Regions from separate parts of the Homo sapiens genome. Here region 1 is linked to region 2. Evidence: read pairs that join two places in POLR2A ChIA-PET (ENCODE). Cell type or tissue: HepG2. All regions are shown on one strand. Each heading gives the region's core, and the rest is flanking DNA. Links, peaks and the distances in the headings are about the cores only. Region 1 holds the start of ZNF48 (zinc finger protein 48). Region 2 has its middle 22 kb from the start of CD2BP2.

Region 1 (14,939 bases), core at 2,751-10,750, 59 kb before region 2:
GCGGGCAGATCACCTAAGGTCAGGAGTTTGAGACCAGCCTGGCCAACATGGTGAAACCCCGTCTCTACTAAAAATAAAAAAATTAGCCAGGCGCGGTGGCGGACGCCTGTAATCCCAGCTACTAGGGAGGCTGAGGCAGGAGAATCGCTTGAACCCGAGCGGAGGCTGCAGTGAGCCGAAGATCCTGCCACTGCACTCCAGCCTGGGCGACAGAGTGAGTGAGACCCTGTCTTGAGAAAAAAAGAAAAAAGAAAAAGAAAGAAATCAAGAAAAGAAAGTGGCCAGGCGCGGTGGCTCACGCCTGTAATCCCAGCACTTTGGAAGGCTGAGGCGGGCGGATCACGAAGTCCGGAGTTCGAGACCAGCCTGACAAACATGGTGAAACTCCGTCTCTACTAAAAATACAAAAATTAGCCGGGCTTGGTAGCGCGCCTGTAATCCCAGCTACTCAGGAGGCTGAGGCAGGAGAATCGCTTGAACCCGGGAGGCGGAGGTTGCAGTGAGCCAAGATCGCGCCACTGCACTCCAGCCTGGGCGACAGAGCGAGACTCCGTCTCAAAAAAAAAGAAAAGAAAGTTCACTGCAGGTCGTCTTGGAGGGCACACTGGTAGGGAAGGGAGCTAGGAAAACCAGCAAGAAGGAACTTCCAGAAGCCCCAAAGGGCTCCGCTCAGGCCATCAAGAGCCCCAGCCCTGAACGCAGGGTTCTAGGGTTTTGAGAGCGCATCAATTTGGAAAGGGCGGGCGGAGCGGGAGGAGCCGCACTGCAGCCAGCCCTGGTCGGTTTCTAGGGAAGCCAGGCCAGTGCTTACGATCTCGCGAGAACCCGTCCAGGGATTCTTTCCGCACGGAGATCGGGGAGAGCCGGGGGCGGGAACTTGCGACCCTGTACTTCGTTGCCTTCATTGTTTAGCGGGGAGAACCGCCCTGGACTTCTTTTTTCTTTAATCCCTGGCCGATCAGGCCAGTGGTTGTGAAAACGCTAGGGATTGCAGACCTGCTTCCCAGGCCCCGCGGGGCGCCGGGAAATCCGGCGGGCTTTTCTGGGGGTGAAGGAGCACCGTTTGCCCTCCCTTTGGGCTGTGCAGCCGAATGACTCATTTCCCGACGCATAAAAAGGGTCTCGGGTGTCGGGTTTCCCAGGTCCCGGTGGGCGGCGCGCCGGCGTCCGGGCTTTCCACGCCGGTTCCAGACCTGTGGGCTGCCTCCCGCCGACAGCCGTCGCCATAGCAACAACGCCCCCCACACGCCCCCTCTTCCTCCTCCTTGCTGCCTTGTCTCTGCAGCGCCGCGCGGTTTTCCTTTTAAGGGTCGCGCTGGATGCTGTGGCGTAGGTGGTGCCTGCGGGCAGCCAGACCTCAGGCCTGGGGCATCGGCTGATGGAGCTGGCGGCCGTTTTTGAACCAGACGTCGGAGCTAGAAAGCCGCTGACTACGCCAAGACAACCTCTTTATTTAATGGGCTCAGAGAGCAAGGGAAGCACACAAAATTTACAGTCTGAGTTTTGCGCGCAGAGACCCCTCTCCACCTTTTTCATGCCTGTGTGTACACACACACTGTCCAAGCCTCAGAAGAGAAGCCGTTTATTGGTAAAAAGACACATGGAAATGTGGCTGCCAGGCCTCAGAGCATCCTGCCCTTTTCCCAAACAGCTGGCCTCTGCTATCCACCAGGACTTGGGCTTGGCATCCAGGCTGGATACCATGAGAGCACCTTCTGTCTCTGGTCTATTCTGCCAGTGTCTCCGTGTCAGGGTGGGTTGGCTCCCTCCAGGGCACAAAGGTCTGGGCTCTGTCCAAGAGTGCCCCTCCATAGGGGTGGGTACCACCATGCCACACAGCAGTATTTGCCCCATCCGGATGATCAAGATACCCCTGCCTCATCCTGTTACCTTAAATTCCAGAAGCCCCATCTCTGCAGCTCAGAAGGTAAACAAACCCTGGTTCAGGCATTGGTCTCCCAGAGCAAGGTTGGGAGGCATCAGTGGTGCAATCAGCTCACTGCAGCCTCAAACTTTTGGGCTCAAGTGATTCTCCCACCTCAGCCTCCCAAACTGCTGGGATTACAGGTGTGTACTACCTGCCCAGCAAGGGGAAAGTGTCAGTTCTTAACAGATGAGGCAGCAGGAATTTAGGGTTGAGTCCTTAGGTGAAAGCCAGTTTATTTATTCAACAAGTATTGAATGCCTACTGTGTGCTAGGCAGTCTTCTAGAAGCCAGGGGTACAGCCCGTCCTGGCAAGGTCCTGACTCAGCCCAGCCAGGACAGTTTCCTGAGCTTCAAGGTTACTGTCTCCAATCCCTATTTCTATCTATTCTTCCTCCCCTTTCTTCCCTTCCTTCTCCCTCCCACCACCTCCCAGGCCCTTTCTTCTCTGCTAAGCGGCAGAGCCCCTCCCTTTGGTCTCCTGGGCCTCCGCCCTCCCTGGACCGCGTCATTCCAGTCCTGTTGCTGCCTCCTGCTTGAGGGGCCTTGCCCTACCATCCCCTATCCCAAAGGGCGTCAGGACCAGGTGCCCACGCTGGTGCTTGATGCGGGCAGAACTGTCACCAAAACCCTTGCCACACTCTGCACACTTGTATGGCTTCTCCCCCGTGTGTGTACGCCTGTGTTTGACCAGATCTGAGCTCCGGGGGAACTCCTTCCCACAGAAGCCACACACGTGGGGCTGGCTGGGTCCAGAAGGCTGGGCCCGAACTCGGGGTCGAGGGGCCATGGGTACTGGGCCAGGTGGGTTATGTGGCCGCAGCAGAGTGGATGGTGGTGGTGGCCGGGCCCGTTCACCACGGTGGGTGCGGAGGTGCTTGACTCGGGCTGAGCTGTCAGCAAAACCCTTGCCGCATTCAGGACAGAGGTAGGGTTTCTCCCCTGTGTGCACACGATGGTGTTTCACCAGGTCAGAGCTTCGGCGGAAGCCCTTGCCACACTCAGGGCACTTGTGGGGCTTGTCGCCCGCCAGTGGTGGGGGTGGCTCCCCAGCCTGTGGGCCCCCAGGCTCTGGCTCCAAGCCAGGCAGGCCAAAAGGCTCACCCGAGTGTGAGGGACTTCGAGGTGTCAGCGGGGGGCTGGTGCCCAGAGGAGGTGGGGGTGGGCTGGGGATCAGAGCGGGTAGGGGATAGCCTGGGAAGCTGAAGTCCTGGGGCTCCATGTGAGTGAGGCGGTGGCGAAGAAGGGTGGAGCTGAGGCTGAAGGTACGGTCGCATTCCGGGCAGGCATGGGGCCTCTCGCCACTGTGGGTGCGGAGGTGTTTGACTCGGGCGGAGCTGTCCGCGAAACCTTTGCCGCACTCTGGGCAGAGGTAGGGCTTCTCACCCGTGTGCACCCGCAGGTGCTTCACCAGGTCGGATCCCCGGGCAAACTCCTTTCCACACACATCACAGCCAAAGGGCTTGGGCCCCAAGTGACTACGCTGGTGACTCAGGAGGCTGCAGCTGAGCACAAACCTCTTGCCGCAATCAGTGCAGATATATGGCTTGTCCTGGGCCTTCGGTCCCTGGGTAGCTGCCGTGGCTGCCCGAGATGGCTGCCGTCGGGGCACCACTGGTCGGGGGGGCTGCTCCCCCCGGTGTGTCCGCTGGTGCTTGATGCGGGCGGAACTGTCGCCAAAGCCCTTGCCACATATGCCACACTTGTAGGGCTTCTCACCAGTGTGTGTCCGCTGGTGTTTCACCAGGTCAGAACTCTGCCGGAAGCTCTTGCCACATTCACCACAGATAGTGGGGCGCTCACCAGCAGGGATCCGGGACCGAGGAATCTTTGGGGGACCCTGGGCTGGTGGCCGGGCTCTATAGGGCTTCTCCCCACTATGAGTCCGCTGGTGTTTGATCCGGGCAGAGCTATCCCCAAAGCCCTTGCCACAGACCCCACACTTGTAGGGTTTCTCCCCTGTGTGGGTCCGCTGGTGTTTCACCAGATCTGACATCTGCCTGAAGCTTTTGCCACACTCACCACACACAGCGGCCCGATCACTACTAGCCTGGCCCCAGCGTGGTTCACCCAGGAGCCGGGGGCCTCTGTCCCGAGGCTGAGGCTTTCCTAGACCCTCTCTCTGGACCCATAAGTCATCCCAGTTCTGGATGCCTTCAGGTTTGAGAGAGGCATTTCCTACTTCATGATCTGGAGCCAAATCTTCTTCCTTGAACCCCAAGTCATCTTCCTGTGGGGTATGTTCAAACTCATTCGGCTGAGAAATCACGTTCTCACTCCCTAGACCTGAGGAAAGAAAAGGAAGTTGTAGACCCTCCCCTTTGGCTCGGTACTTATCTTTGACAGCAACCTCTCCAGGAAGACTCCCTTGACAATCTGTGGTCACAGGAACCCCAATCTCTCTGTCCTCTCAACCTCTGGTGCACTTACTATCTGTGCCTCTCAATAAAAACTTCTTTTTACTGTGCCCTTAATGTATGTCATTCACCAAACTCAGCATTAGTATTAAACGCTTGCAAACAATACTATAACACTATGACTATCCCCATATTACAGGCATGGAAAGACTCAGAGAATTTAAGTCCTTTTGCTGGAGGTTATAAAGGTTAGAAAGTAGCAAAGCCAGGCCAGCAGGGTGGCTCACACCTGTAATCCTAGCACTTTGGGAGGCCGAGGTGGGTGGATCACTTAAGCCCAGGAGTTAGAAACCAGCCTGGGCAACATGGTGAGACCCTAACTCTACAAAAAAAAATACAAAAATTAGCTGGGCATGGTGGTGCACACCTGTAGTCCCAGCTACTGGGAGGCTGAGGTAGGAGGATCACTTGAGCCCAGGAGGTGGAGGCTGCAGTGAGCTGTGATTGTGCCACTCTAGCCTGGGTGACACAGTGAGACCCTGTCGCCAAAAAAAAAAAAAAAAAAAAAAAGTAGCAAAGCGTGATGTCTAACTAAGGTCTCTCTGACACTCAAGCCCGTGTTAATCCCTACATTATATTGTCTATTTGGAAAACTTGGTATTTGCTATTATTATTGTATCTTATTATATTAGCCCATTCGGTAATTTATTACATCAGTTATCCTGTGTGTACCTGAGAGGACCCAGGCACACATCCCTTCCTCAAGAAGCTTAGGGTGGTAGGAGAGATAAGATTAAAGTATCAATGGTTATAATTGTGGGTGCAGAATAACTAGAATAACTATGTTGTCACAAGAGAGATAGGAGATAAGGAAATAGGAACCGGCATTACGGCAGAGCGAAGAGAAAATAATGGAGTGGAATGGAAGATAAGGTGTCAAAGGATGTTGGGACTAACCTGAGCACGCACGGTTTGGATTGGACACTAGCTAAGGCTTTTAATTAGGAGACTGGGGGACGCTAGGGAAGGTTTTCCAGAAGAGACACAGGATTATATCTGGACTTAGATCAAGCTGGCGAGAGAATGCATCAGTGGAGAGAAAGGGGCAGAGAGGAGGCTACTGCAATTGCCAGGATAAAACAGAATGAAGCCTGAAGTAGGGCAGAGGCAGTAAGGATGAGGAAGGCCGTGAGGGAGGGGACAGAGGCCGTGAAGAGCCCCTCCCGGCCTGGCGCACAGTTGGTGCTCCGAAAGCTCCCCTCCCCCTATCTCCCCAGAGGCACAGCTCACGTCCGATCTTCCAGGATCTCGGCCGGCCACAGCCAAGCATCGCAGTCCCCACCGGCCGTTACCTGTCCGTGGCGGCGCACGGCCGAGGCCCTCACCTGTGCGGGCGCCTCTCTGTGGCTCCCTCTCCTCCGGGCGGTGGAGATCTGGGCCCCAAGGCTCTACCGCGCGCTCCATCGCCGGCACGCCGCCCTGAGCAAGGGGACAGACAGCATCCCGCGGTCACGCAGCCATGTGTGGCCCGCGGCGCCCTGCCGCTGCCCTCTGCCGGCCAGCGCGGGCACCGGGCGGCGTCGGGTCCCAGGTACGGGCGCGGCTCCCGGTGCCCCCTGCCCGCGCCGCCGGCCGCCCCTGCACCTGCTGCTCCTCCCAGCGCGCAGCCGCCGCTCTCACCTTGCCGGCCGCCTCCGGCTCCGCCACCCCGGCGCCCTCCGGAGCTCCTCAGCGGGGTGCAGGCGCCCGAGCCGCCAGCGGCTCCGGGATGCAGGCTCCGCGCCAAGCCGGGAGCGGGCTCGGACCCAGGCGTCCCGGGGGCGGCCACCGGGGGCGGGGACGGGAAGCGGAAGCGCGGGGCCGCACGGAGCCGCTCTAGGACCTTGGAGGAGCTGCGGGCCTGTGGGGGTCGCCCGCGTCGGCGGTAGCTCTGTGGCCGGCGGGCGGCAGCGTGCGGCCCAGGGGCTACTCTAAGCCGAGGCCGGCGGCCCGAACTCGGTGGTATTAACCGTGTGCCTCCTGGGCTGCAGCTGGGTGGTGAGGCCCGAGGCTCTTCGTAATTGTGGCTGTGTGTCTCCAGCCACCCGCGCCGACCTCCCCGGCCGGCCGACAGCGCCAGCCACTCCGACCTGGGAGAGACAAAGAAAGAGGGATCCAAAGACGGACCCGGGGAAAGGGGTGGGGGAGAGACCAAGGCAGACAAAGGGCGGCGGAGACCCCAGACGGGGCGGGGCGGGGCGCCGAGACGTGGGAAACAAAGCGGGGCTGGTCCGAGAGGCCGAGGGCCCGGGGTGGGGGTGGGTATGGAATGGGGGCTGGGCTGGGGAGACCGAGGCAGGAGCAGAGGCTAGAGGCAGACACCGGGTAAATGCTGCTGGAGAGATGGAATCAGACCTGGGGCCCGGAACAGAGACCCTGAGCCAGAGACTCACATCAGAGCCCTGAGTCACAGAGGACGCAAAGGCAGAGAGAGACCGAGGGACAGCGGCTGACCAAAAATAAGGGGAGCCAAAGATTAGCCGCTAGAGACAGAGACGTAGAAACGGATAAGAGATAAAGTCATTGACGCAGAGTCCGAGGAGCAGTAAGAGGCTGGGAGCCTGGAGAGTAACAGGCCCAGAAGCAGAGGAACAAAAGACGATAGTGAGCGAAACGGGCAGAGACAAAGAGAAAGAGACACAAAGAAAGAGGCGGCCAGAAAGACTCCGGACAGGTCGGCAGCCCTATAGAGGCCAGGCTCAGGGAGAGGCTGAAGAACAAGCCCTGTTTCCCATCCTGGTGGGCCCCTGGCTGGAGCTGTGTTTCCAGGTTCCCAGGCCCTAGGAGCAAGATCCCAGTATCCGCTCTCTGGGCGGGCTTGGTTTTGGGGTGGAGAGAGTGTCTGGAGGTGTCTTCAGCCCCTCTGCCAATGATGGTGGGGGTAACTGTGGTTTATGCATTAATTCACATTTATTAGCATCTTAGTGCTAAGCCAAGAGTTGGGGATAAAAAGTTGAAACACCTGCAAGATTTGTCCTTGGAGAGCTACCAGTCTAAAGGAGCAAGTACACAAATCACTGAAATTAGAGAATTTAGCTGGGCCTGGTGGCCTGCCCCTGTAATCCCAGCTGAGAGGATTCCCTGAACCTGGGCATTCAAGGATGCAGTGAGCCATGATCGTGGATCGTGCCACTGTACTCCATGCTGGGCAACAGAGCGAGACCCTGTCTCTTTAAAAAAAAAAAAAAAGAGAGAGAGAATGGGCTGGGCCCAGTGGCTCATGCCTGTAATCCCAGCACTTTGGGAGGCCAAGGTGGGAGGATCACTTGAGGCCACTAGTTCGAAACCAGCCTAGGCAAAAAAGTGGACCTTGTCTCTACAAAAAAAAAACAAAAATTTAGCAGCGCATGGTAGCACATATCTGTGGTCCTGGCTACACTGGAGACTGAGGCAGGAGGATCACCTGAGCCCAGGAGGTTGAGGCTGCAGTAAACCATATTTGTGACACTGCCCTTCAGCCTGGGTAATAGAGCGAGACCCCATCTAAAAAAAAAAGAGAAAGAAAGAGAGACTGTTAAGGTAGTTATATGGACCCGGCCAGGTGCAGTGGCTCACACCTGTAATCCCAACACTTTGGGAGGCCGAGGCAGGTGAATTACATGAGGTCAGGAGTTTGAGACCAATCTGGCCAACATGGTGAAACCCTGTCTCTACTAAAAATACAAAACTTAGCAGGGCGTGGTGGCACGGGCCTGTAATCCCAGCTACTCAGGAGGCTGAGGCAGGAGTATCACTTGAACCTGAGAGGCGGAGGTTGGAAAGAGCCGAGATCACGCCACTGCATTCCAGCCTGGGTGACAGAGTCAGACTGCGTCTCAAAAAAATAAATAAATAAAATTTAAAAGGCCGGGTGTGGTGCCTCACACCTGTAATCCCAGCCCTTTGGGAGCCAGAGGCAGGAGCTCACTTGAGGTCAGGAGTTCCAGACCAGCCTGGCCAACATGGTGAAACCCCATCTCTACTAAAAATAAAAAAATTAGCAGGGCGTGGTGGCAGGCGCCTGTAATCCCAGCTACTTGGGAGGCTGAGGCAGGAGAATCACTTGAACCCCAGAGGCGGAGGTTGCAGTGAGCTGAGATCGCGCCATTGCACTCCAGCCTGGGGGACAAGAGCGAGACTTCATCTCAAGAAAAAAAAAAAAGAGTTATATGGACCAATTCACGATAGTGTGGGAGAACAGGAAGGGTTCTAGTTTGTAGTAATGAATCTCTGTGTGCCTGGCATGCATGGATGTTAGCACTGACAGAAACAGGGACCAGAAATCAACACATACCTATTGATCACTAGCTAATACCTAAACACTGTCCTAGGCCCTGGAAATAAAGAAACTCTTCAGGGAGCTCTTGGCCCAATAGGATATGGAGTTGTCAGATGGTGTGACAGGTTCTATATTGACTGTATGGACAAAATTTTATAGGAGTGTAGCGCACAGAGATACCTTCTGTAGTGTTCAGTGGGTGCAGATACTGTCTTTAAAGCCATTTATGCAGAGTGTGGTTCTTGGCCTTTGTCACTTAATTGCTACTTGACTTTAGGGAAGTTACTTAAGCTTCTGTTTCCCAAACTGTAAAATAGGGATGATAACAGCTAACTTTGATGGTTGAGGATGAATATGTGTAAAGCACTTAGCAAAAGTATCAGCTATTACTCTAATTGGTTTGATTTCGGCAAAGTCCAGACTCTGCCTGGAGTGGGGGCTGAATGAACAACTCCAGGCAGTGGGGGCTGAATAAACAGTGGGCCACATACTAATTGAAAACCTAATATGGGCCAGGCATGGTGGCTCACGCCTGTAATCCCAACACCTCGGGAGGCTGAGGTGGGCAGGTCTCTTGAGTCCAGCAGTTTGAGACCAGCCTGGCCAACATGGTGAAAACCCATCTCTAAAAAGATACAGGGCCGGGGGCGGTGGCTCACTCCTGTAATCCCAGCACTTTGGGATGCCGATGTGGGTGGATCACGAGGTCAGAAGATTGAGACCATCCTGGCTAACACAGTGAAACCCCGTCTCTACTAAAAATACAAAAAAATTAGATGGGCGTGGTGGCAGGCGCCTGTAGTCCCAGATACTCAGGAGGCTGAAGCAGGAGAATGGCGTGAACCTGGGAGGCGGAGCTTCCAGTTAGCCGAGATCGCGCCACTGCGCTCCAGCCTGGGCGACAGAGCGATACGCCGCCTCAGGAAAAAATAAAATAAATAAAAAGATACAAAAAAGTTAGCTGGGAGTGGTGGTGCACACCTGTAGTCCCAGCTACTTGGGAGGCTGAGGTGAGAGGATCTCTTGGGCGCGGGAGGTGAAAGTTGCAGGGAGCTGAGATCATGCCACTGCACTCCAGCCTGGGTGACAGAGCAAGACCCTATCCCACCCCCACCCCCCCGCCAAAAAAAAAGGAGAAAGAAAAGGAAAGAGAAAGAAAACCTTAGGCTGGAATCAGTGGCTCACGCCTATAATCCCCACACTTTGGGAGGCTGAGGCAGGTGAATCACCTGAGGTCAGGAGTTCGAGACCAGTTTGGCCAACATGGTGAAACCCCATCTCTACTAAAAAATACAAAAATTAGCCAGATGTGGTGGTACGCGCCTGTAATCCCAGCTACTCGGGAGGCGGAGGCAGGAGAATCGCTTGAACTCGCGAGCCGGAGGTTGCAGTGAGCTGAGATCACACCACTGCATTCCGTTCTGGGCAACAGAACAAAACTCTGTTTAAAAAAAAAAAAAGAAAAGAAAAAGACTGCCAGGAGCAGTGGCTCACGCCTGTAATCCCAGCACTTTGGTAGGCTGAGGCGGGCGGATCATGAGGTCAGGGGTTGGAGACCAGCCTGACCAACATGGTGAAAACCTGTCTCTACTAAAAATAAAAAAATTAGCTGGAGGTGGTGGTGCTCACCTGTAATCCCAGCTACTCAGGAGGCTGAGGCAGGAGAATCATTTGAACCCGGGAGGCAGAGGTTTCAGTGAGCAGAGATCACTGCACTCCAGCCTGGGCGACAGAGTGAGACTCCGTCTCAAAAAATAAAAATAAAAGAAAACCTAATGTGTGCTAGAAGCTTGAGATCCAAAGATGACTATGGATTACGACCTATCTTCAGAGAGGAAAATAGAGAATAGTTCCGTTTTAATGTGCCGTGAGTTTACATATTAGGAAAGCAGTGAAAGATGAAGATAGAATGTAAGTTTATTCGGCCGGGCGCAGTGGCTCACGCCTCTAATCCCAGCACTTTGGGAGGTCAAGGTGGGCAGATCACGAGGTCAGGAGATCGAGACCATCCTGGCTAACACATTGAAACCCTGTCTCTGGCCAGGCGCGGTGGCTCACGCCTGTAATCCCAGCACTTTGGGAGGCTGAGGTGGGCAGATCACGAGGTCAGGAGATCGAGAGCATCCTGGCTAACACGGTGAAACCCCGTCTCTACTAAAAATATAAAAAAAAAATTAGCCAGGCGTGATGGCGGGCGCCTGTAGTCCCAGCTACTCAGGAGGCTGAGGCAGGATAATGGCATGAACCCAGGAGGCGGAGCTTGCAGTGAGCCGAGATCACACCACTGCACTCCAGCCTGGGCGACAGAGAAAACTCCATCTCAAAAAAAAAAAAAAAAAAAAAAAAAAAAAAAAAAAAAACCCGTCTCTACTAAAAATACAAAAAATTAGCTGGGCGTGGTGGCAGGTGCCTGTAGCCCCAGCTACTCGGGAGGCTGAGGCAGGAGAATCACGTGAACCCGGGAGGGGATGTTGCAGTGAGCCCAGATCGCACCACTGCACTCCATCCTGGGCGACAGAGCGAGACTCCGACTCAAAAAAAATAAATAAATAAAAATAAAAAAGAATGTAAGTTTATTCATTTGTTCCACAAACATTTCCTGGGTATCCATCAGGTACTGGGCATTTGTGCTGGGAAATAGAAGAGGGTATAAATGGTCAGCATGCCTGCCATATTCATTTGCAGAGCTGCCTAACTCTGACTTTGAGAGGACAAATCCTATAGTTATTAGATCTGAACTTGAATTAATGTCTAAAGATATAGAAGTCCCTCAAGGGATGCAAGGGGTGGGGAAGAGGTAACTGTGAAGACATGATGGCAAGATGAAGAAGAACTAATACGGGCTGGGCATAGTGGCTTACACCTGGAATCCTAGTGCTTTGGGAGGCCAAGGCAGGAGAATCATTTGAGGTCAGGAGTTTGGGACCAGCCTGGCCAACATAGTGACCCCATCTCTAAAAAGAAAAAAGAATTAGCCAGGGATGGTGTTGCAAAGCTATAGTCCCAGCTACTTGGGAGGCAGAAGTGAGCCCAGGTGTTCAAGACTGCAATAACCTATGATCGCACTACTACATTCCAGCCTGGGCAACAGAACAAGACCCTGTTTCTAAAAAAAAAAAAAAAAAAAAAAAAAAAAAAAAAAAAACTAATCCAAATGACTAAATAATTACTAAATGGGAAGAGAGCTGTCCACCACACACTGCCCTATATGAAACTCAAGGTACTGCCTTCCTTTGTCAAAGCAAACAAGCCCCAAATATCATATGAATGATTCGCCATAATTAGTTGGAATTAATAAGCATGGAAATGGACTATGGTGTCACTGTTAATTCATATAAACTCTACATTTAACACAATGACCAAGCAAGAGCCTTTTTTTTTTTTTTTTTGAGACAGAGTCTCACTCTGTTGCCCAGGCTGGAGTGCAGTGGCACGATCTCGGCTCACCACAACCTCTGCCTCCCAGGTTCAAGCAATTCTTCTGCCTCAGCCTCCCAAGTAGCTGGGATTACAGGCGCGCACCACCATGCCCAGCTAATTTTTGTATTATTATTATTTTTTTTTTTTTTTTGAGATGGAGTCTCGCTCTGTTGCCTAGGCTGGAGTGCAGTAGCACAATCTCGGCTCACTGCAAGCTACACCTCCCGGGTTCACGCCATTCTCCTGCCTCAGCCTCCCGAGTAGCTGGGACTACAGGGCCCACTACCACGCCCAGCTAATTTTTTGTATTCTTAGTAGAGAGGGGTTTCACCGTGTCAGCCAGGATGATCTCGATCTCCTGACCTCGTGATCCGCCCGCCTCAGCCTCCCAAAGTGCTGGAATTACAGGCATGAGCCACTGTGCCCAGCCAATTTTTGTATTTTTAGTAGAGACAGAGTTTCACTTTGTTGGCCAGGCTAGTCTCGAACTCCTGATCTCATGATCCGCCTGCCTCAGCTTCCCAAAGTGCTGGGATTACAGGCGTGAGCCACCACACCCGGCCACAAGAGCCTTTTTTGCAGGGTTGTTTTCTTTTTGTTGTTGTTTTTGTTTTTATTTTTATTTATTTTTATTTTTAATTTTCTTTTGAGATAGAGTCTTACTCCGTCGCCCAGGCTGGAGTGCAGTGGCGCAGTCTCGGCTCACTGCAACCTCTGCATCCTGAGTTCAAGCAATTCTCCTGCCTCAGCCTCCTGAGTAGCTGAGATTACTGGTGTGCGGCACCACGCCCGGCTAATTTTTGTATTTTTTTTTTAGTAGAGATGGGGTGTCGCCATGTTGGCCAGGCTGGTCTTGAACTCCTGACCTTAGGTGATCCACCCACGTTGATCTCCCAAAGTGCTGGGATTACAGGCGTGAGCCACCGCGCCTGGACTGTGGTTGTTTTTTTTGAGACAAGGTCTCGCCCTATTGCCACTGCACCTGGCCTGGCATTAATATGTACAAATGCTTAAAATATATAACTTCCTGGGCCGGGTGCAGTGGCTGTAATCCCAGGACTTTGGGAGACCAAGAAGGGAGGATTGTGTGAGTTCAGGAGTTCAAGACCAGCCAGGGCAACATAGCAAGATCTTGTCTTTACTAAAAATCAAAAAGCTTAACTGGGTATGGTGGTGAACACCTGTAGTCCCAGCTAAAACAAACACAAAAACTAAAACAAAAACAGATAATGTACATGTGCATGTATCATAGAAAGATGTAGAGAACAGGCCTGGCGTGGTGGCTCACACCTGTAATCCTAGCACTTTGGGAGGCTGAGGTGGGTGGATCACCTGAGATTGGGAATTCGAGACCAGCCTGACCAACACTGAGAAACCCCATCTCTACTAAAAATACAAAAAAAATTAGCCAAGCGTGGTGGTGCATGCCTGTAATCAATCCCAGCTACTTGGGAGGCTGAGGTAGGAGAATCGCTTGAACTCAGGAGGCGGAGGTTGTGGTGAGCCGAGATCGCGCCATTGCACTCTAGCCTGGGCAACAAGAGAAAAACTCCCTCTCCAAAAAAGAAAAAAAAAAAGATGTAGAGAACACATGAAGCAACAAAAGCATGTTTCCAAAGTTATAATGTGACCCTATTTTTATAAATATAAACAGTGTGTATACATATATATAGGCGTACGAGAAGGATAAATACTAAAATTGGGTTATAGAAAGATAGTGATTGGGAGGCCAAGGTGGGCAGAGCACCTGAGGTCAGAAGTTCAAGATCAGCCTGGACAACATGGTGAAACCCTGTCTCTACTAAAAATACAAAAATTAGTCAGGTATGATGGCAGGCATCTGTAATCACAGCTAGTCGGGAGGCTGAGGCAGGAGAATCACTTGAACCCAGGAGGCAGAGGTTGCAGTGAGCCGAGATCGCGCCATTGTACTCCAGCCTGGGTGACGAGGAAAACTCTGTCTTTTTTTGGTTTTGTTTTGTTTTGGAGAGGAAGTCTCACTCTTGTCCCCCAGGCTGGAGTGCGATGGTGCGATCTCCACTCACTGCAACCTCTGCCTCCCGGGTTCAAGTGATTCTCCTGCCTCAGCCTCCCGAATATCTGGGATTACAGGCATGCGCCACCATGCCTGGCTAATTTTTGTATTTTTAGTAGAGACAGGATTTCAACATGTTGGCCAGGCTGGCCTTGAACTCCCGACATCAGGTGAACCGCCCACCTAGGCCTCCCAAAGTGCTGGGATTACAGGAGTGAGCCATGGCGCCCCGCCGAAACACTGTCTTTAAAAAAAAAAAAAAAAGGCCGGGCGCGGTGGCTCACGCCTGTAATCCCAGCACTTTGGGAGGCCAAGGCGGGCGGATCACAAGGTCAGGAGATCGAGACCATCCTGGCTAACACGGTGAAACCCTGTCTCTACTAAAAATACAAAAAAATTAGCCAGGCATGGTGGTGGGCACCTGTAGTCCCAGCTATTCGGGAGGCTGAGGCAGGAGAATGGCGTGAACCCTGGAGGCAGAGCTTGCAGTGAGCCAAGATCGTGCCACTGCACTCCGGCCTGAGTGACAGAGCAAGACTCTGTCTCAAAAAAAAAAAAAAAAAAAAAGGCCAGGTGCAGTGGCTCATACCTGTAATCCCAGCACTTTGGGATGCCGGAAGTTCAAGACCAGCCTGACCAACATGGTGAAACCCCATCTCTACTAAAAATACAAAATTACCTGGGCGTGGTGGCACATGCCTGTAATCCTAGCTACTCGGGAGGCTGAGGCAGGAAAATCACTTGAACCCGGGAGGCAGAGGTTGCAGTGAGCCGAGATCACACCATTGCACTCCAGCTTGGACAACAAGAGCGAAACTACAAGGGCGAAACTCCATCTCAAGAAAAAAAAAATGGTGATATCACATTAAAAAATATATTTTTTTCGAGGTAGGGTCTGGCTCTGTC
Region 2 (14,193 bases), core at 169-8,168:
TAGGCTTGGCCACCTGGTGACCTGCTTTGACCACTGGGACATTAGCAGACATGACGTGAGCAGTAGCTTGGAATACATGGGCACCGCTGGCCTCACCCTGTGAGTGCCTGCCCTCCGCCGTGAGAAGAACAGGCCTCAGGTGGCTGCAGAGGGAGGATGAGAGATGCAGTGAGCAGGCCTGGACCCACCCAGAGTGGGGAGCCCAGCCCAGCCACGCTCAGCCCGGGGGGAGCCAAACGCAAGAAGACTTACACACACCTGAGCAGGAATAGCCAGTAAAATGTCCAACAACGTGCAGCGGTGTGCTGGTTGAGGTTTAATAAGCCGTTCTCCCAGGAATTTAGAATCTTCAATTTCTAGGGTTTGCCAATGACTGTGGTGTAAACACTTTCACCATGGCCAATTTTAAGTTACCAACGTAATGTTGCTGATCACACACTTAGGAACAGATGGGCACTGCCAGTGCATGCCCTGAAACATGATTAAAAAACGCACTGAAACATGACTAGAAAACATGATTAAATGATCCCTAAAATTATTATTATTTTTTTTTCTTAGACAGAGTCTTGCTGTGTAGCCAAGGCTGGAGTGCAGTGGCCTGAGCAGGACTCACTGCAGCCTCAAATTCCTGGGGTCAGCGATCCTCCTGCCTCAGCCTCCCAAGTAGCTGGGATGATAGGTGTGTGCCACCATGTCCAGTTAATTTTTTAATTTTTTTTTTTTTTAGAGATGCGTTCTTGCTATGTTGCCCAGGCTGATCTTGAACTCCTGGGCTTGATCTGTCCTCCCACATCAGCCTCCCAAAATAGTGCTGGGATTATAGGCATGAGCCACCATGCCTGGTTCTGAAATTATCACTGAACGTTTTGTAACTCTTTGACTTTTCTCTCAAGGCCAAACCACCAGTGATTTTTCAATAATTTTTAGTAACAATATTCTTTTCCCAAATGAAATAATCTTCAGAATGCCCATAAATAAAACACCGACATAGAAGGATGAATTCCTTACGATGTTCCAATCTTCTCTGCTTGGCAGAATATTCTGTTCTTTGTGGAACTCTGAAATGATTTGGCAGAGCCCTCTGTTCACTGGGAACAGATTGAGGACCATGGTGTAAATGGATTTAGGTGCCGATACAGAATATGACTCTCTCTAGCACAAGATGTAAGAGGACATGTTGCCATAGTAAGAAATGGAATGCTACCTGCTGCCCACTGACAGGGAAATGCTTAAATAGACACAGGGCACCCACCGCTGCCTGTGTTAGCAACAGCAGCAGCTGGCGTCTAGCAAGGGCTTCCTGGAGCCATGTGCTGTCCCCAGCCTTTGCAGGCCCCACCTCGGACCCTTCTCCCAACGACACTGCGCAGTAAGCACCATTATCAACCCCCTGTTACAGACGACAAAACTAAGGCTGGGGGAAGTTAAGAAAGTCACAGAGGGGACAGCCGGGCGCAGTGGCTCACGCCTGCAATCCCAGCACTTTGGGAGGCCGAGGTGGGCAGATCACCTGAGGCTGGGAGTTCAAGACCACCCTGAGCAACATGGAGAAACCCTGTATCTACTAAAAATATAAAATTAGCCGGATGTGGTGGCGCATGCCTGTAATTCCAGCTACTCGGGAGGCTGAGGCAGGAAAATTGCTTGAACCTGGGAGGTGGAGGTTGCGGTGAGCTGGAGATCGCACCACTGCACTCCAGCCTGGGCAACAAGACAGAAATTAGTCTCAAAAAATAAAGGAAAGTCACAGAGGGGCAACAGCCATAGAGCAGTGGGGCCAAGATTCCACCTAGGCAGGCTAGCGCTCTTAACGGTTGTACTAAGAATAAAAAAGGGAGGTGGGTGAGGTGACTCATGCCTGTAATCCCAGCACTTTAGGAGGCCGAGGCAGGTAGACCACTTGAGGTCGGGAGTTTGAGACCAGCCTGGCCAACATGGCGAAATCCAATCTCTACTAAAAATACAGAAATTAGTTGGGCGTGGTGGCACACGCCTGTAGTCCCAGCTACTTGGGAGGCTGAGTCAAGAGGATCGCTTGAACCCAGGAGGCAGAGGCTGCAGTGAGCCGAGATCGCACCACTGCACTCCAGTCCACAGGTGTGGACCCCAACAGAAGGAATGAGTGGAGCTCACCGACAGTTTGGGGTGGGCCAGGCTTTCTACATGCATCATGTCATCCTTCCATGGCCCTGGAGAGAAAGTCTGGCCACCCCCATCTCGAGATGAGGACACAGAGGTTTGGGGGTGAAGACCTGCCGAAGCTCCACCTCAGCAAGCGTCAGTAGCACCGCATGCCTGGGGTCTGGCTCCTAAGCCCATGCTCTTTCAATGGCCCAAACATGGAACGCGTGGAAGATTTGAGTTAGAAGAGAACTTGGCAGCTGCCAAAGCAGCCTCTCATTCTACGGAGGAAGCACCTGAGACCCAGAAAGAGGAAGGGCCTCGTCCAAGGTCACAAGGCACTGACCGTGAAGCCAGGAGGGGCTGGCATGGGGCAGTTTCTTGGCAGAGTTGGCTGAGTGGTTTATTTGCTACAGGTTTGCTTGGAAGCGTTCTTTGCCGAAGAGTTTAGGAGCGATCGTGACTGGTTAGTGCAAGCCATTCCGCCGGGTCTGGATGGTGAGTCATGCCAGTGTGTCCTGTGCGAACACGGACTACCCGCCTGCTCCCGGCATCTTGCCCTCCCCAGGACCCCTGAAACGGAGGCTAAACGATTCACCCAAGGTCACCAAATACAAGAGAAAAGGAGTGTGGCCAGGCACGGTGGCTCATGCCTGTAATCCTAGCACTTTGGGAGGCTGAGGTGTGTGGATCACCTGAGGTCAGGAGTTCGAGACCAGCCTGGCCAACATGGTGAAACCCCATCTCTACCAAAATACAAAAAATTAGCCGGGTGCGGTGGTGGGTGCCTGTAGTCCCAGTTACTTTGGAGGCTGAGGCAGGAGATTCACTTGAACCTGGGGGGCAGATGTTGCAGTGAGCCGAGATCATGCCATTGCACTATAGCCTGGGCAAAAGAGCAAAACTTCATCAAAAAAAGAAAAAAAGAGGGCCGGGCGTGGTGGCTGACGCCTGTAATCCCAGCACTTTGGGAGGCTGAGACGGGCGGATCGCGAGGTCAGGAGTTCGAGACCAGCCTGGCTAACGTGGTGAAACCCTGTCTCTACTAAAAATACAAAAAATTAGCCAGGAGTGGTGGCATGCGTCTGTAGTCCCAGCTAGTCAGGAAGCTGAGGCAGGAGAATCGCTTGAACCCGGGAGGTGGAGGTTGTGGTGAGCCGCTGAGATCGCGCCACTGTACTCCAGCCTGGGCCATAGAGCGAGACTCCATCTTAAAAAAAAAAAAAAAATAGAAACAGAGTGGAAATCTGAACCCGTGTGGCTCGGGATGGTCTCTACTCTCTCATCTTGAAAGACCCCATCAGCTAAGACAAGGATCCAGTTGCATTTGGGAAATTTGAGGCTCTACTTACAAGTGTTACTGCTGGTTCGCCGCGCACAGGAACGCTGAGAACACCATCACCCTGGCCTCATCGAACGACTCCAGAGAGGGGCCCACATCTGCTCAACCCAGGAGAAAGCTGAGGTCTTCCAAGTGTTCTTCCCCAACATCTTAGGTCTGTTCCCACTGACTCCAATCTGAAGAGGGTGATGTTCCCTGCTGTCTGTTCTCACTTTGATCAGGACCACTGTGGACTGGCGTGTACCCACCTCTTTTTGTAGAAACTCATCCCAATCCCTGAGCCTAATGGTTAAAGTTCAACCCATGCCTTTCCCAATGGGGTGGGTCCACAGGGACTAGTGGCCTCTGCTGGGGACAGGCCGCTCAGGTCACTGGGCTTTGATCTGGCAAACAGGAGCACAAGTCTGCCAGGGAGCTACAAAAACTTTACGGTGGGGCTGTGTGAGCACCAGGGGATTACGCGGGGGGTGGGGGCGAGTGGATGAGAGCAGAGTCCCGGTTTCTTTCATGGGGTTGACCCTGTGGTTTGGGGCTCCGGGACACTCAGTACCAGGCACAAAGCCACGGTGTGCGTGTGAGGAGGGACTGACAGGCAGGCTCAGAAGTACAGGAATGGGACTGGCCAAAGCGCTGCTGGGTAGACAGGCTGGGGGAGCAGGGAGCTTCTGTCCACCCACCAGGGCTCCTGAAGTCACAGAGTCCTTGCTTGCCTCAAAATAGGTGCGATTTGATTCATTCATCCTCCCCGGAAACAAGATGCCCTGTGGCTTGGGACACTTCCAGGTCATGCCGGCTGTCTTGGCATAAACATTAACGGGGCCACCTTTCTTTCTTTCTTTTCTTTTCTTTTTTTTTTAGGCAGAGTTTCACTTCTGTTGCCTGGGCTAGAGTGCAATGGCGTGATCTCAGCTCACTGCAACCTCTGCCTCCCAGGTTCAAGCAATTCTCCTGCCTCAGCCTCCTGAGTAGCTGGGATTACAGTTGCCCACCACCATGCCCAGCTTCGCCGTCCAAGAGCCTGGGGCCGTGGGGGGCGGGGCTGCCTGCTATCGGCCCCGCCCCGCCGACAGGACCCGCCTCTCTCCCCAGGCCCGGCGGGGCCGACCCCGCCTCTCGCTCCCAGCTTGCCGTACGACAGCGGCGGCGCGGCGGGCGGAGCCGGGAGGCGGGGAAGCAGTGGCCGTGTGAGCGTGAGGAGCTGCCGCCACCGCCTGCTCCTCGTCCTCCTCGTCCTCCGGGGCCCCAGCGTCGTGGGCCGCGCACGGCCCTGGAAGAGACGTCGCCTCGCCTTCATCCGCCTCTCTCACCGCGCCGCTCCCTCGTCCTGCCCTGCGGGCTCAGGCGGAACCCGGAACGGCCGTCCTCTTCCCCCGCCCTCCGCCGCCGCCTCCTCCTCCTCCTTCTCGGCTTCCTCCTCAGCCCCGGGCCGGAGCGGGGTGTCGGCGGCGGCCGGTTCGGGCGGCGGCGCTTGGCCATGTCGTGTCGGGGAAGGTAATGAGCCGCAGAGCCCCGGGGTCTCGGCTGAGCAGCGGCGGCACCAACTATTCGCGGAGCTGGAATGACTGGCAACCCAGGTGGGTGACCGGCCCGGGACCCCGCCCCGACCTCCCGGGCTCCGCCTCGGGCGGGCCGAGGCCTAGGGCCGCGGGGCTGGGAGGCGCGGCCTAGGCCCTCCACCCACCGGAGCCGGGCGCGGCTTCCTGGGTCTCCTCCTCCCCGGCTAGGGGAGGAAGGCCGCGGGGAGGCGAGGCCTAAGTGCCTCTCCCCTCCCTGCTTGTTCAGCCCGGGGCTGAAGCCGAGCCCCGGGGCTCCCGGCGGTGGCACTGACCTAGGGTCGGGACCAGGAGGTGAGAAAGAGGCGGGGGTGGTGGGGGGGGCATTCCACTTACCGCCTCCCCCTGACCCCGAGTTGGGAGATCCTGAGAGTCCAGGACCCTCCCTGTTACTCATTCACTTTCTCGGTTCCCCAGTCTTTCAGCCGCCACGTGAGAGCTCTTGTAGCCTCTGTTCCTTTCTGTGACCCCCACATGTTAATATTGAAAAAACCAAAACAAAACTCCAGCCAAGGCATTGCTCTGACTTTAGGCAGAACATTCATTAGTGGAGCATGAGATGAGATTGTGTGACTGTTGATGGGATCGACCCACTCTGGTCTTGGGCGATGGAAGTTTTCCCTAAGTGCAAGGCCGGTTACTCTGGTGAATCGTAATTCATACCTGGACACTTGAGTGAACTCTTTGGGCACCCACTTAGAAGTCTAGAGAATTTCCTCTTTTATGGAGGATTTGATCTCAGACCGTTTTGGGGCTTAGTTAGATTTGAATATATTAGGAACATTAACTTTTTAAATAAATGTAATTTCCTATCTTTTTGATCAATGGGGGGAGGGTAGCTGTGCCTAATTTAGGATTGATTTATTCTAACCTCTCTTACTAAATAAATGCTTGTATTCAGAGTCTGTTTGGAATTTAACCCAATGCTTAGAACTCCTTAAATATACAGAAATATATTTTAGGGGCAATTGATTCATGGAACTCTCCTGCTTTGGAGCACAATTGTATTATAATTGTCCGGAAACTGGCCAGATAATGTAGAACGCACAAGTTGTTGAGAAGCCCTTTTGTTTCCTGATAGTTACATGTAATTCCAGCAGTATTTGGAAATAATTTGCTAAGATGTTAGAATGTAACATTTGAAGACTCATTAGAAAAATCAATAAAATTATCTTTGGCTAATGGGTAGTACACATCTTAGTCTGTTTAATATGCCTTTCCAAAAAAAACTGTGTCTGTTGAGAATTGGTGTATATAACTAGATGACTTTAATAATTAGTGCCTGAGTCTAGAATTGAGATGTTTAGTCGTAAAAAAAAATATTGTTCGATAAACAGCGTTGGCTTGTCTTGTACCACTTAAGAGTTTGTGAGTGCTTTAAATAAAATTAGTTAAGTATTTTTCTTCCTATGATTGACATGCTTAGTTTTGCCTTTTTATTGAAATGTGTGAAATTTGATTATCTGGCATCTAACAAATCAGGTGGTAAATGAATGACAATGGATTTTCTATTATTTTTCAGTATTGTGATCAGTATAAGTATATAAGAGAATTTAGTAACCTTTTAGAAGAATAAAGTGCCTTCCCAAATAGTCCTACAGCTTTTGTAAAGTGTAAATTGTAGTTTATAGTTCTAAATAAATAGAGAAGAGTCGCAGCCACGTGCTAGGGCCAGCTGACTTCATTGCTGACAGGTATGAAGCCAAATGGCTTATGTAGTTATGGAATATGTACATGAGCTATTAATAAATATTATCCATGTTGTTTCTTTCAAGTGCTTTATTTCTCGGCTCTGGGGAGGGGCGATGTGGGAAGGGAGGAGCTTACAAGAAAGCTTGCAAGGTTTCTTTGAAGCTGTGCTTTTTGTAGGAAAGTTTCAGGATGTAACGCCTTGGTAGACGATACTGTGATACATTTGGTTACAGGGAGTAACAGTTTGTTAGGATGTTGGAAAGATTTGATTTTCTCCTGTTGTAGAGGGAACAGGGAAGTGTGGACATACCCCATAGCATAACTTGATTTGTTGCTAAGATTGTCATAGCTGATTTGTTAGTCAATAAAAATACCTGGGGTGTTTGCCAAGTCATAAATTTTTATTAGTTAAATTTGAGGTGATTCCGTCCCCTATTCCGAAAGATGACAGACTCCAGGTAACTGACGGAATGGATCTTGATCTTGCTTCTTACTTAAATGAAGGTTTAGAACATCTTCAGATGCAGGCACATTTATTATGGTTCATCTGAATAATTTTGGTGAAAATTTTTTTGCCTCTTATGTACCATTTTGTCCCTGGTGTTTTGGTTCTGTTTTCCTTGATGTAGGCTTTTTTTTTTTTTGTCTTCCTGAGATGGAGTCTTGCTCTGTCTCCCAGGCTGGAGTGCAGTGGTGTAATCTCGACTCACTGCAGCCTCTGCCTCCTGGTTACAGGGAAAAATTCTCCTGCCTCAGCCTCCTGAGTAGCTGGGATTACAGGCGTCCAGCTAATTTTTGTATTTTTAGTAGAGACGGGATTCCACCATGTTGGCCGGCCTGTTCTTGGACTCCTGACTCAGGTGATCCGCCTGCTTTGGCCTCCCAAAGTGCTGGGATTACAGGTGTAAGTCACCGCACTCAGCCGATTTAGGCTTTTGAAAAAGCAATACTTGTTGATTTCTTTTAGTGTTAGTTTGCCAGTTGGTGTGGAAAATGACTGTTGAGTCAATTTTGACCACACATGATACTTCACACATACTGACAAGAAGTGTTCCAGGTGGCTGAATACGTGAATGTCATATGGCAAGAGAGCAAACCCGTGTTCCATAGAAGCATACCTCCAACAGTAAGCATTTATATGGCACTGGCTTATAGTCTTCCTTTTCATTCACTGTGCTCTCAGTCAACTCTTCTGTCAATTTTTTTGAGACAGGGTCTTGCTGTGTCACCCAGGCTGGAGTGCAGCGGCACAGATACTTGGCTTACTGCAGTCTCGACCTCCCAGGCTCAAGCCTCCTGCCTCAGCATCCACAAGTAGCTGGGGCTACAGGCGCTTGCCAACAGCCTGGCTCATTTTTGTATTTTTTGTAGAGATGGGGTTTTCACCACGTTGCCCAGGCTGGTCTTGAACCCCTGAACTCAAGCAATCTGCCCACCTTCAGCCTCCCAAAGTGTTGAGATTACAGGTGTGAGCCACCGCACCCGACATTTAAGAATGGTTAATAGGCCGGGGGCAGTGGCTCACGCCTGTAATCCCAGCACTTTGGGAGGCTGAGGTGGGTGGATCACCTGAGGTCACGAGTTCAAGACCAGCCTGGCCAACCGACATGGTGAAACCCCGTCTCTACTAAAAAAAATAAATAAATAAATTAGCGGGATGTGGTGGTGCATGCCTGTAATCCCAGTTACTCGGGAGGCTGAGGCAGGAGAATCACTTGAACCTGAGAGGCGGAGGTTGTAGTGAGCGACATCACACCACTGCACTCCAGCCTGGGCAACAGAGCAAGACTCCTTCTCAAAAAAATAAAAATAAAAAATTAAAAAAAGAATGGTTAAACAAATGAGTGGTCTTAGGTCAGTTGTATTATTTGAAATCTGTGGGTTCCTCAGGCATAAAGTTGAGAAGGTTTTGGGAACCACTGGATGCCTCTGGGTTTTTTCATATGAAGAAACAGGGGTGGTGGCTTCTTAGAACAAAGGGATATCTGACCTATGGAGGTTGCCCTCTTTACTCCTCTTCCCTAAAAAAATGACCTATCATTGCCAATAGCTAAAGTCTGTCATTTTTTCCACCTTAGTTTGGAAGATAATCTTCTAGTATCAATCAAGACAGAGATCAGAATGATGTGTTTTAAAATTAAATGTGTAATTCATAATTGTACATTTTAATATTCTAAAGTGACATTGATTAATTTGACATTGGAGTCAAATAGATTGATTAATTCAACAAAAGAGAAGGCATTCAAGTCAACAGAAAACAAGTAGATTTTACTTTTCCACTCGGGGTATTAGGACATTAATTGTGTAATTGGTCTTACTTGTTTAGTAGTAGATCTGTATTGAGTGTCTTACTGTGCCCAAACTTAGGATCTTTCTGTATTTCTAAAAGGATGAAACTGTATAATAAAAACACCTTCCAATTTTGGTAGATTGTAGACAGAGCAGAGTATTCAAAAGTATACACATCTTCTCTATTGTGAAAGACCAAAAAATGGAAATATGTTGTGAAATTAGAAAAGCTGTATACTAGTATGTCTGATGTTGTGAGAAGCTGGATTTTTGAAACCAGAGTTGTCTATTCAGCCTTTTATCAGTCTGTAGTAAGTTTGATGTCCATAGGTACATAATATAGGGAAATACATAAAGGATAAAATTAAGTGAAGTTACATATTTTATACGTATTAGGTGGGTGCAAAAGTAATTGCAGTTTTGGCAAAAACCGCAGTTACTTCACACCAGTCTAATTTTAAATGGAACTAGAGTCAAATAGAATTTAGCGATTGCCAGTTCTGTTCCACAGATTTCAAAGTACACTAAGGAAAATTTCAGCAAATTGTGTATGGCAGTTTTACTTGGAGGAGAGTAAAACAGCCATAATAAACTAAAAAATAAAAATTAAAACTAAAGGAACGTTTGTTTTTATGTTTTTCTTTTCTTTTCTTTCCTCTTTTTTGAGATATGCTCTTGCTCTGTTGCCCAGGCTGGAGTGCAGTGGTGCAGTCACTGCTCACTGCAGCCTTGACTTCCTGGGCTCTGGGAATCCTCCCGCCTTAGCCTCCTGAGTAGCTGGGACCACAGGTGCATACCACCACACCTGACTAATTTATTTATTTTTCCTCTCTCTCTCTCTCTTTTTTTTTTTGAGACAGAGTTTTACTTTGTCGCCCAGGCTGGAGTATAGTGGCACAATCTCAGCTCACTTGCAACCTCCACCTCCTGGTTCAAGTGATTCTCCTGTCTCAGCCTCCCAAGTAGCTGGGAATACAGGTGCATGCCACTATGCCCGGCTAATTTTTGTGTTTTTAGTGGAGATAGGATTTCACCATGTTGGCCAGGCTGGTCTTGAACTGCTGACCTCAGGTGATCCACCCGCTTCGGCCTCCCAAAGTGCTGGGATTCCAGGCGTGAGCCACCACGCCTGGCCGCCTCTCTCTTTTTCTGAAACAGAGTCTCACTTCATTGCCCAGGTTGGAGTGCAGTGGAACCATCTCAGCTCACTGCAGCCTCCACCTCCCAGGCTCAATAAGTCCTCCTACCTCACCCTCCCAATAGCTGGGACCACAGGTGCATGTCACCACCCCCAGCTACTTTTTTTTGTTTTCTGTAGAGACGGGGTTTTGCCATGCTGCCTGGGCTGGTCTTGAATACCTAGGCTCAAGTGATCCTTCCTCCTTGGCCTCCTAAAGAGCCAGGATTACAGGTGTGACCCACCATGCTTGGCACGCTAATTTTTTATTTTTATTTTTTTGTAGACGTGGGGCCTCCCCATGTTGCCCATGCTGGTGTCAAACTCCTACTCCATTATGAAATAAGTCATTCCTTATGAAACACTTAGTAATTGTATCTTTAAGTTGAACCTTCCCCTCACTCCAACTTTTTTTTTTTTTTTTTTTTTTTTTGAGACGGAGTTTTACTCTTGTTGTCCAGGCTGGAGTGCAATGGTGCAATCTTGGCTCACTGCATCCTCCGCCTCCCAGGTACAAGCTGTTTTCCTGTCTCAGCCTCCCAAGTAGATCAGATTACAGGCATGTGCCACCACACCTGGCTAATTTTTTTTATATTTAGTAGAGACGGGGTTTCACCGTGTTAGGCTGGTCATGAACTCCTGACCTCAGGTGATCCACCTGCCTCGGCCTCCTAAAGTGCTGGGATTACAGGTGTGTGCCACTGCACCCCGCCTTTTTTTTAAAGACATAGTTTCACTCTGTCTCCCAGGCTGGAGTGCAGTGGCACGATCTTGGCTCAGTACAACCTCCACCTCCTGGGTTCAAGTGATTCATGTGCCTCTGCCTCCCGAGTAGCTGGGACTACAGGCGCATGTCACCAAGCCCGGCTAATTTTTGTATTAGAGACAGGGTTTCGCCATGTTGGCCAGGCTGGTCTCGAACTCCTGACCTCAAGTTCCCACCTTGGCTTCTCAAAGTGCTGGGATTACAGGAGTGAGACACCGTGCCTGGACCCCCCAACCCATTTTGTTTTGATTCCTTTATAAATTAGTATAATGGAGGGTTTTTTTGTTTGTTTTTTATAACAGGTAATGAAATACTCTAATTCAGTAAATATTGATGCTTCTAGGGAGATGTGTGTGTGTGTGTGTGTGTGTGTGTGTGTGTGTGTATGTATATATATATAAATTTTTTTTTTTTTTTTTTTTTGAGATGGAGTGTCGCTCTGTCGCCCAGGCTAGAGTGCAGTGGTGCAATCTCGGCTCACTGCCAGCTCCACCTCCTGGGTTCACGCCATTCTCCTGCCTCAGCCTCCCGAGTAGCTGGGATTGCAGGTGCCCGCCACCACGCCTGGCTAATTTTTTGTATTTTTAGTAGAGATGGGGTTTCACCATATTAGCCAGGATGGTCTTGATCTCCTGACCTCGTGATCTGCCCGCCTCGGCCTCCCAAAGTGCTGGGATTACAGGCATGAGCCACTGCGCCCGGCCATAAATTTTTTTTTTTTGAGATGGGGTCTCGCTTTGTTGCCCAGGCTGAAATGCACTGGTGCAATCTTGGCTCACTGCAACCTCGGCCTCCTGGGTTCAAGCGATTCTCCTGCCTCAGCCTCCCGAGTAGCTGGGATTACAGGCATGTGCCCACTACTCCTGGGTAATTTTTGTATTTTTAGTAGAGACGGGGTTTCACCATGTCGACCAGGCTGGTCTCGAACTTCTGACCTCAAGTGATCTGCCTGTCTTGGCCTCCCAAAGTGCTGGGATTACAGGCACAAGCTACTGCACTGGGCCATGGCCAGGATTTTTATGACTTGTAAAACCACTGTCTTCAAGGAGGCTATAAGTTATTATGGGAGAAAAGTAAAGGGCTTTGTAAAGGGGAGAGCATGTGGATTTTGTGATGTAATTCTCAGTATACCTTCCTTCCTTCCTTTCTTTCTTTTTTTTTTGAGACAGTCTTGCTCTGTCACTTAGGCTGGAGTGCAGTGGCATGATTGACAGGGTTTCGCCAGGTTGGCCAGTCTGGTCTTAAACTCCTAACCTCAGGTGATCTGCCCGCCTTGACCTCCCAAAGTGCTGGGGTTACAGGCCAACATGGTGAAACCCCGTCTCTACTAAAAATACAAAAATTAGCTGGATGCAGTGGTGGGCGCCTGTAATCCCAGCTACTTGGGAGACTGAGGCAGGAGAATCGCTTGAACCCAGGAGGTGGAGGTTGCAGTGAGCCAAGATCATGCCATTGCACTCCAATTTGGGTGACAGAGTGAGACTGTCTCAAAAACAAAAACAAAAACCTGGAGGGTTAGAGGAGGGAAATGGGGTGATGGAATTGGTCTGTACAATTTTCACTGTGAATTTGGGGGAGAATCCCCCCCAAAATAGAAGAAAATTAGGATAAGGCCAGGTGCAAATTGTCAGTGTGTAGAGGAATTGGGTACTTATGAGGAGTAATACAAATAAGAGGTGAAGCTGAAGCACTGGGTTGGGGACCCTATTGTAGACCTTTAATCATAGTTCAGGTGTTTTTTTGTTTGTTTGTTTGTTTGTTTGTTTTTGGAGACAGAGTTTTTGCTCTTGTTGCCCAGGCTGGAGCACAATGGTGCCATTTTGGCTCACTGCAACCTCCGCCTCCCGGGTTCAAGCAGTTCTCCTTCCTCAGCCTCCCAAGTAGCTCTAGGGATTACAGGCACGCACCACCACACCTGGCTAATTTTTTGTATTTACTAGAGACGGGGTTTCACCATGTTGGTCAGGCTTGTCTTGAACTCATGACCTCAGGTGATCCACCCATCTCGGCCTCCCAAAGTGCTGGGATTACAGGCGTGAGCCACCACCCTGGCCCAGTTTAAGTGTATTTGGAGTGACTTTAGGGAATCATTGAAATTTTACCTGCCGGAAAGTGGCACAATTTAGGAAGATTAAATCTAGTTGCTTCTTGAAAAAGTGTGTGGGCTGGCCGTGGTGGCTCATGCCTGTAATCCCAGCAGTTTGGGAGGCTGAGGTGGGTGGATCTCCTGAGGTCGGGAGTTCGAGACTAGCCTGACCAACATGGAGAAACCCCGTCTCTACTAAAAATACAAAATTAGCCGAGTGTGGTGGTGCATGCCTGTATTCCCAGCTACTCGGGAGGCTGAGGCAGGAGAATTGCTGGAACCTCGGAGGCCGAGGTTGTGGTGAGCTGAGATTGCGCCGTTGCACTCCAGCCTGGGCAACAAGAGCAAGACTCCGTCTAAAAAAAAAAAAAGGAGTGTGTGTGTTAGAGTGCGTGCACACACGTGCAGGAGAGATCGCAGTGGGAGGCAGTTAATTGGAACAATATAGAGAAGGGGCTGCTAAGGACCTGAGTATTATGTTTATATTTAACAATTTAAATTAAGATAAGGCTGTGTATGGTGGCTCACACCTGTAATCCCAGCACTTTGGGAGGCCAAGGTGGGTGGATCACCTGAGGTTGGGAGAGACCAGCCTGACCAACGTGGAGAAACCCCGTGTCTACTAAAAATACAAAAATTAGCCGGGCGTGGTGGCATATGCCTGTAATCCCAGCTACTTGGGAGGCTGAGGCAGGAGAATCACGTGAATCCGGGAGACGGAGGTTGTGGTGAGCCGAGATCGAGCCATTGCACTCCAGCCTGGGCAGCAGGAGCGAAACTCTGTCTCAAAAAATAAATTAATTGGCCGGGCGCGGTGGCTCACGCCTGTAATCCCAGCACTTTGGGAGGCCGAGGCGGGCGGATCACGAGGTCAGGAGATCGAGACCATCCCGGCTAAAACGGTGAAACCCCGTCTCTACTAAAAATACAAAAAAATTAGCCGGGCGTAGTGGCGGGCGCCTGTCGTCCCAGCTACTTGGGAGGCTGAGGCAGGAGAATGGCGTGAACCCGGGAGGCGGAGCTTGCAGTGAGCCGAGATCCCGCCACTGCACTCCAGCCTGGGCGACAGAGCGAGACTCCGTCTCAAAAAAAAAAAAAAAATAATAATAAATAAATAAATTAATTAATTAATTAAGGTAAAAGTGTTCAGCTCAATATGTGAGAATT

What was found. ChIA-PET counts read pairs that join two places held together with the same protein. Peaks named below come from ENCODE experiments on the same cell type or tissue, not always from the same donor. Only the 100,000 strongest peaks of a DNase experiment are listed, where the experiment ranks them.
Region 1: POLR2A ChIA-PET joins it to region 2 with 20 read pairs; 20 of 35 experiments call an interaction of 5 or more read pairs at or near these places.

What each region holds. Positions count from the first base shown.
Region 1 is chr16:30,386,601-30,401,539 of GRCh38, reverse strand. ZNF48 (zinc finger protein 48) reads right to left here and starts at 6,120. Exons shown (of 3, transcript NM_001214909.2): 1 at 5,962-6,120; 2 at 5,667-5,760; 3 at 1,432-4,210. The coding sequence starts at 5,745. The coding sequence ends at 2,433. RefSeq lists enhancers at 2,224-2,767, 5,102-5,698, 7,700-8,200 and silencers at 5,669-5,928, 6,019-6,208. In HepG2, for the core only: CTCF peaks have their summits at 5,820 (motif pointing left) and 6,193 (motif pointing right); DNase peaks (open chromatin) are centred at 5,792 and 6,239; H3K4me3 peaks cover 2,902 bases.
Region 2 is chr16:30,325,819-30,340,011 of GRCh38, reverse strand. It overlaps the pseudogene SMG1P5 and the pseudogene LOC100421031. Among named protein-coding and RNA genes, the nearest start is that of CD2BP2, 22 kb to the left of the region's middle. RefSeq lists an enhancer at 4,081-4,180 and a silencer at 4,411-5,230. In HepG2, for the core only: a CTCF peak has its summit at 3,799 (motif pointing left); DNase peaks (open chromatin) are centred at 3,821, 4,541 and 5,214; H3K4me3 peaks cover 3,958 bases.